Regions from separate parts of the Homo sapiens genome. Here region 1 is linked to region 2. Evidence: read pairs that join two places in POLR2A ChIA-PET (ENCODE). Cell type or tissue: CD4-positive, alpha-beta T cell. All regions are shown on one strand.

The links. Peaks named below come from ENCODE experiments on the same cell type or tissue, not always from the same donor. Only the 100,000 strongest peaks of a DNase experiment are listed, where the experiment ranks them.
Region 1: POLR2A ChIA-PET joins it to region 2 with 5 read pairs; 20 of 35 experiments call an interaction of 5 or more read pairs at or near these places.

Annotation. Positions count from the first base shown.
Region 1 is chr11:62,814,419-62,818,418 of GRCh38, forward strand. All of the region lies in intron 10 of STX5 (syntaxin 5), which reads right to left. It also overlaps the pseudogene RNU6-118P. Among named protein-coding and RNA genes, the nearest start is that of NXF1, 11 kb to the left of the region's middle. In CD4-positive, alpha-beta T cell, no CTCF peak of the experiment used is centred here; a DNase peak (open chromatin) is centred at 2,343.
Region 2 is chr11:62,711,249-62,715,248 of GRCh38, forward strand. It overlaps HNRNPUL2 (heterogeneous nuclear ribonucleoprotein U like 2), which reads right to left. Exons shown (of 14, transcript NM_001079559.3): 14 at 1,382-4,000. The region is part of intron 13 of HNRNPUL2-BSCL2 (HNRNPUL2-BSCL2 readthrough (NMD candidate)); the gene reads right to left. Among named protein-coding and RNA genes, the nearest start is that of GNG3, 5.6 kb to the left of the region's middle. In CD4-positive, alpha-beta T cell, no CTCF peak of the experiment used is centred here; no DNase peak of the experiment used is centred here; H3K27ac peaks cover 374 bases.

The sequences.
Region 1 (4,000 bases), 100 kb after region 2:
CCAAAGTGCTGGGATTACAGGTGTGAGCCACCGCACCCGGGACTCTTCCTTTTTTTTTTTTTAGATAAGAGTCTCACTCTGTTGCCCAGGCTGGAGTGCAACGGCGTGATCTCGGCTCACCCAACTTCCGCCTCCCAGGTTCAAGAGATTCTCCTGCCTCAGCATGCCAAATAGTTGGGATTACAGGCAGGTGCCACCACGCTCAGCTAATTTTTTTTTTTTTTTTGAGATGGAGTTTCGCTCGTTGCCCAGGCTGGAGTGTAATGGCGCAATCTTGGCTCACCGCAACCGCTGCCTCCCGGGTTCAGGTGATTTTCCTGCATGCGCCACCACGCTCAGCAAATTTTGTGTTTTTAGTAGAAACGGGGTTGCTCCATGTTGGTCAGGCTGGTCTCCAGCTCCCGACCTCAGGTGATCCGCCTGCCTCGGCCTCCCAGAGTGCTGGGATTACAGGTGTGAGCCACTATGCCTGGCTTTCTGATTTAATATTTAAAAAGCTATTAAACAGTTTGGGGACAACTGGGAAAATGTAAACCCTCACTGGATATCACATATTAGGAAATAGTTAATTCTAACAGATAGGATAACTGGGTGTCTTTTTTTTTTTTGAGATGGAGTCTTGCTCTCTTGCCAGGCTGCAGTGCAGTGGTACGATCTCGGCTCACTGAAACCTACACCTCCCAGGTTCAAGCGATTCTCCTGCCTCAGCCTCCCGAGTAGCTGGGACTACAGGCACGCAGCACCACGCCCAGTTAATTTTTCTGTTTTCAGTAGAGATGGGGTTTCACCATGTTGGCCAAGATGGTCTTGATCTCTTGAGCTTGTGATCCGCCCGCCTTGGCCTCCCAAAGTACTGGGATTACAGGCATGAGCCACCATGCCCAGCCAACCGGGTGTGGTTTTTATTTTATTTATTTTTTATTTTTTAGGACAGAGTATCGCTCTGTCGTAACACTCACTGGATAATACATAATATTAGGAAATCATTAATTTTCACAGACATAACTGGGTGTGGTTTTTATTTTTTGAGACAGAGTATCACTCTGTTGTGACACTCACTGAATAATACATAATATTAGGAAATCGCTAATTTTCATAGATAGGATAACGGCGTGGTTTTTTTTTTTTTATTTTTTGAGACAGAGTCTCGCTCTGTCGCCCAGGCTGGAGTGCAGTGGCACAATCTCGGCTCACTGCAACCTCTGCCTCCCAGGTTCAAGCACTGCTCCTGCCTCAGCCTCCCAAGTAGCTGGGACCACAGGCATGCACCACTATGCCCAGCTGATTTTTGTATTTTTAGTAGAGATGGGGTTTCTCCATGTTGGCCAGGCTGGTCTCAAACTCCTGACCTCAGGTGATCCGCCCGCTTTGGCCTCCCGAAGTGCTAGGATTACAGGTGTGAGCCACCGCGCCCAGTCTGGTTTTTATTTTTTTATTTAATTTTTAAATTTTATTCTAGTTTCAGGGGTACATGTGTAGGTTGGTTCTATAAATAAATTGCGTGTCTTGGGGCTTGGTATACATATTATCTCATCACCCAGGTAATAAAAAATACAGAAAGCTTCACAAATTTGTGCCATCCATGTGCAGAGGCCATGCTAACCTCTGTATTATTCAAATTTTAATATATGTCCTGCTGAAGTGAGTACTGGATGTGGTTTTTAAAAAGAATTTGTGTATTCTTAGGAGACGCATGTTAAAATATTTAAGGATTAAGTGTCACGATATCGGCAACCTACTGTGAAATGGTTCAGAAAAATAAAGATAAAGCTAATCTGGCCAACTGTTAACTGTTGAATGTAGGTTGCAGCTATATTAGTGTTTATTATGGTTCTTTCAACTTACTGGTAAACTTAAAATTTTTATTTTAAAAAATTTTTTAGAGATACGGTCTCACTCTATTGCCCAGGCTGTAGTACAATGGCACCATCATAGCCTATTGTAACCTCCTACTCCTAGACTCAAGTGATCTTCTCCGCTGAGCCTCCTAAATAGCTAGGACTACAGGCATGTCACCATGCCAGGCTAATTTTTCATTTTCTTGGAGAGATAGGGTCTTGCTATGTTGCCTAGGCTGGTCCTGAGCTTCTGGCCTCAAGCAATCCTCCCGCCTTGAACTCCCAGAGCACTAGGATTAACTTTGCCTAACCCCCAAATTTTCATAGTAAAAAAACGAAAAAAGAAAACTTCTGAATAACTTCCTCCTATCAGCTATTACTCCATTTCCTTTCTCCATTTTGAAGCAAAACTCTTAGAGCTGTCCATTCTCCACCCTGGCTAACATGGTGAAACCCGCCTTTACTGAAAAAAAAAAAAAAAAAAAAGAAGAATTAGCTGGGTATGGGGTGTGGTGGTACGTGACTGTACTCGGGAGGCTGAGGAAAGAGAATCGCTTGAACCTGGGAGGCGAAGGTTGCAGTGAGCCGAGATTGCGCCACTACACTCCAGCCTGGCAACACAGCAAGACTCTGTCTCAAAAAAAAGAAAGAAAGAGCTGTCTATTCATCTATTCCTACTCTTTCTAATTGCTCTCTCTCATTCTTGTTTGTTTGTTTTTCTGTTTTGAGACAGAGTCTTGCTCTGTCACTCAGGCTGGAGTGCAGTGGCGGGATCTCGGCTCACTGCAACCTCAGCCTCCTGGGGATAACAGGCACACGCCACCATGCCCAGCTAATTTTTTTGTATTTTTAGTGGAGACGGGGTTTCACCATGTTGCCCAGGGTGGTCTTGAACTCCTGGCCTCAAGTGATCCACCTGCCTCAGCCTCCCAAAGTGCTAGGATTACAGGCAAGAGCCACCATGGCTAGCTTCATTCTCTCTTAAACGCCACTGCATTCGAGCTTTTGCTTCCATCCCTCTATTGAATCTGACTCAAAGTCACCAACAATATCTACATTGCTGAATCCAATGACTATTTCTCAATCCTCGAGGTTCTGCTTCCAGTAATGCCTGGGTACCTCCTATTATACCAATCATTCCATAAATTACATAAACCACAGAGGAAATATAAAAAACAATGATCTTAGTTCAGCCAAGTTAACTGCCTGCGAAAACAAAAAAGTCAACATTCTTTATAGAAACATAACATAATCCAGACTCTTCATATCAATAACATGTACGATAAAATCCTCAATTAGTAGATATACAATGAAACAGGGAACTGTGACCCATACAGAAGAGAAAAGGCAATGAATGGCCCCATCCCTAGGATAATCCAGATGATGAGAATTAAATTTTAAGGCAGCTATTATAACTGAGGGAAAATATGCTTGTACTCACTAAGAAGGTAGTAAATCACAGCAGAGAAACATAATCTCTAAAAAAGAACCAAGTGTAAATTTGAAACTGAAAATTATCTAAAAAAATTCACCAAATGGGCTTAACAGCAGATTGACCTGAAAATATACATAAAATAAATATAAACTTATTATATAAGACATGTACCTGGAAACATATATATGTATATATTTCCAGATGGTAAGGACAGAAAGAGGCAGAAAAATGTTTAAAGTAATAATAGCCAAATACTTCCTAAATTTAAAGACAAATTTACACATAAAAGAAACTCAGAGGCTGGGTGTGGTGGCTCACGTGGTGGGCGGATCACCTGAGGTCAGTAGTTCGAGACCAGACTGCCCAACATGGCAAAACCCCATCTCTCCTAAAAATACAAAAAATTAGCCAGGCGTGGTGGCGGGCACCTGTAATCCCAGCTACTCAGGAGGCTGAGGCAGGAGAATCACTTGAATCCAGGAGGCAGAGGTTGCAGTGAGCCAAGATCGCACCACTGCATGCTGGCCTGGGTGACAAGAGTGAAACTCCATCTCAAAAAAAAAAAAAAAAAAAGACATGATAGGGCCAGGTGCTGTGGCTCATGCCTGTGATCCCAGCATTTTGGGAGGCGGAAGTGGGAGGATCACTTGAGGTCAGGAGTTCAAAACCAGCCTGGCCAACATAGTGAAACCCCATTTCTACTAAAAATACAAAAAAAAAATTAGCT
Region 2 (4,000 bases):
ACAAAAATTAGCCGGTGTGGTGGCGGGTACCTGTAATCCCAGCTACTTGGGAGGCTGAGGTAGGAGAATCACTTGAACCCGGGAGGCAGAGGTTGCGGTGAGCCGAGATTGTGCCACTGCACTCCAGCCTGGGCAACAAGAGCGAAACTCCGTCTCAAAACAAAACGAAACAAAACAAAGCGCCTCTCTTCAATTTTTCTGCACACTCAATGTTCCTACCCATCAGATTATAACTGCGTGGCTACAGCGCTAGGTGGGAAAATGGGGTTTAAGCAGTAACTAGAGACCAGGCATGAGCTATGATTAACCACTTTAAAAAATGATTAATTAGCTCTAACAGCAACTTAAATGTCCTAAAGAATAGATGGCTACCAAAATTAAGGGTGGCCTTCAGGGTACAAAACTGTAAACCCGGGTATCTGAATCCGTGTCACATACAGAGGGTAGGAATTAGAGCAGTATCTACATCAATACTACTACTCCTTCAGAACACTGGATGTCATGAGCCTGTGGTATCTCAGCTTTAAGACCCTGACCATTTATTAGAAACTGCCGTTAGGATCATTTCAGTGCTAATAATGCAATGGTGGCTGGGAGCGGAGGCTCACACCTGTAATCCCAGCACTTTGGGAGGCTGAGGCAGGCAGATCACGAGGTCAGGAGTTCAAGACCAGCCTGGCCAATATGGTGAAACCCTGTCTCTACTAGGAAAAAAAAAAAAAAAAAATTAGCTGGGCCTGGTGGCACACATGTGTAGTCCCAGCTACTCGGGAGGCTGAAGCAGAAAAATCGCTCGAACCCAGGAGGCGGAAGTTGCAGTGAGCCGAGAGCGTGCCACTGCACTCCAGCCTGGGTAACAGAGCGAGGCTCTGTCAAAAAAAAAAAATAAAAATAAAAATAAAAAATAAAAAAGCAATGGCGCTGTTGTAAATTTAATTTACCGTCTCGTTCTCCAGATTCACTGGAAAATAACCCCCATCAAACTTCTGTTGAATGAGTGGGCTTTCCCCCTAGCAGTAATTATTCATGAATATACTTATTTGGCTCCACAATGTACATTTAACTTCAAGCATCCAACTAGTTTTTGCATAGGCCAAATACAGAGGTCGTGAGTTATAATTTATTTTCCTATACTTCAATGGCTCGACTCTTGGCCTAAGCAAGCACTAAATAGACTAATAACTACCCACCCATGTCAACTGACTGCATGGCTGGCTCCCAAGTGAAGGCATGGTAGAATAGGGAGGGAACGGCAGCCACCATGCAAGAGGAGAGTCCTCCTTGGTTGGAGCCCATGCGACCTGAGAAAGAGGCATTAAAAAATGAATAAATAACCCAGTGACACCCTCCGCCCCAGTCAGTGCAGCCACAGGAGATAGGGTGAATTCAATCCAAATGGTTATTTATTCTAAAACTGGAAGCTACTTTGCCTACATTTTCGCCAGAATGGTGTAATGAGAACAGGGGAGGAAAAAGTTACAGATGTAAACAATGACACAGTTACATTTTTTTTTTAAATGGTAAAACCCCTTTTTACTGGCCACTTCCAAGAATGCTTTACAGGTTGTGCAAAAACATTTACAGGCTCCATGTGGTGTTTTTCTCACAAGCTTTCCTGTCTACAACTACAACAGACGTCTGATAAAACACTAAACAAGTCTTCTAAGGAAAACAAGGCTAGGGATTCCTCTGGTTACCATAATCCACATTTTCCCCCTTAACATAGTTTTTCATAATAAAAAGACAGAAACAAAACCCGGACATCTACTGTTGTTGCAAATGATCTCTTGGACTAAACCAACAAGGATGTGGCAGTTTCACTTTCCACCCACCTAGAAAAACAGTTTTGTAAAAAAGATTACTTTCTAGTGTCAAATATCAACAGCGAGTACCTCCCCTAACCCCTGCTGGAAAAAAACTCAACTTGATTTAGTTTAGTCCCCTTGCCCCTAAGGGCCCTAGCATCCCCATCCATGTCACAGACTACAAGAAAGATGCTATTTGCAGGACTAAACATCTGAAAAGGGGTGGCAGCCACTGCCTCAGGAAATTCAATTTTCTATTATAACATAATCTTGCCCTAAGGGAATTTCTTTGGGCTCCAGTTTTTACCTCCTTGCCTTGACATTATAAGCAAAGCTTTCTCAAACTCCCTTAATAATAATACAAAGTTAATGTGTTACAGAAAAATTCATGCAATCACTCCACTGCCACACAGAAATCCATTTGAGGACACCGCAGGGAAGCAGGTGCCAAGAGAAAGGACATGACTATGAGTAAGCAAACTTATCTCCTACCAGCCCCATTCCAGCCTTGGGGTCAGAGGTATTTGGGCGGAAGGGTGTGTCATGACAGACAAGGACACTAGAGGCCAGAATAAGGGTCTGTACACCTGAACAAGGGCTGCAGGGCAGTAACAGTGGGAGGAGGAGAGGAAGACCAAATCAGCCCACAATTTTAAACAGAGAACTGCCCAGGTGAGGAAATGGAAGTGAAGCATTTTCTAGTGGCACAGATTTTCTCACTAGGAACTGCTGCAGTATGTGGTGTCTGCTGAGTAAGCTCTTGGCTGACAGTGCTGAGCAGGAGGATGAATGAAAACTGAAGCTAGACATTGAAAGAGCATTCCATATCCCACCCATATTCTTGAACCCAGCAACCTACAGCTGTCTATCAAGAACTGGGAGGGTATTGGTAAAGTCACAAATGAAACTATCCCAACTGAAGGCTCCTGGCTAGAGGCCTCTCTGGGGACACACAGGGAAAGCGCCCCAAAAGGAATTTTGTTTCTAGAAGTCGGGAAGGGGTGCTCCCTTTCACACGCACATTTACACACGTTCACACTCACACTCTTCCCAAGGTTCAGCAGCCCCACTGAGCTGCCTCCCACCCCCCCCCACCACCCTCCCCTCTTCTATTCATTCTCTACCTGTGTATCAAAAAAACCAGCAGGGCACGAGCCCTCCACACTGTAGAAAATAGTTGCTAGTTGCTATTCTCAGCACCTGGGCCTGTGAGCCCACACCACAGGATTCACCTATATACATATCCCGCTGCAGTGAAAAGAATCCTGCTGTGTTTTCGTGTGAGCTGAAACCCTGAGAAACGTTCCTTCTCTCGCACTGTAAGAGGACAGACACTCTAACAGGGATGATTTCAGAGACCTCCCACCTCTCTCAACCTTGGAAGACAGAGACTAGAGACTGGCAAATCACAATCTTTAGGCTGAGGGCTGCAATCCCATTCTCCCCAAGATTTTACAGGAATTAATCAATGGGTCTATAGAAGGGGCAGGCTATTCTGCTCTGCCATCAAGGACAGTCCCCAGGCTTTCTTGGCCTGGGAATCCTGTAAAATAGAACCACCCACTGGCAGTCTCCATGCCTCAGCCAAACAGCACAAAGGCACAGGAAAATGGAGAGTTGGGACACTGTAAGCCTCCCAGCCCACCAGACCACATATCCCAAAAGGGAAAGGTCGGTAAAGAAAATACAAACGGTTAGTTGGTGCAAGTGATTGATAAGAGCCAATCGTTTATTTTCACTGTCCCAGTCACAAGCTCTCCCTCTGTCCCCACTCCTGCCTGCTCCTACCTGCTGTGGAGAGCACCCTCGCGCTGCCTCCCCACCCTCCCCACACCACCTCATCACTCTCCTTTACTTGGCTGCCAGTCCAGCTGCCTCAGAATGTCAGAAGGGTGCCATTTTCAGTTCTTTTCCTGTCTGACTGTAGGGTATAGAACAGGCAGCCCTAAGTGCTGCTTTCTGCGCAAATGTTTTTTGATTACAAATCTCTAACTAGGTTTGAAATGTTTTATAGAATAAGACAATATTCTTTTCAACAAACTTTAAAAAAAATGTACAGTTTTGTTGTTTGTTTCCACCTCCCCCCTCCCCCACCCCTGCTTGAGCACCCTCCCCCCCCACCACCCCTCCCCGGCAGCTCAGCCCCACCCCGACAGCCCCTGTTTTCCTTGGTTGTGTTTTGCGGGGGTGCCTGG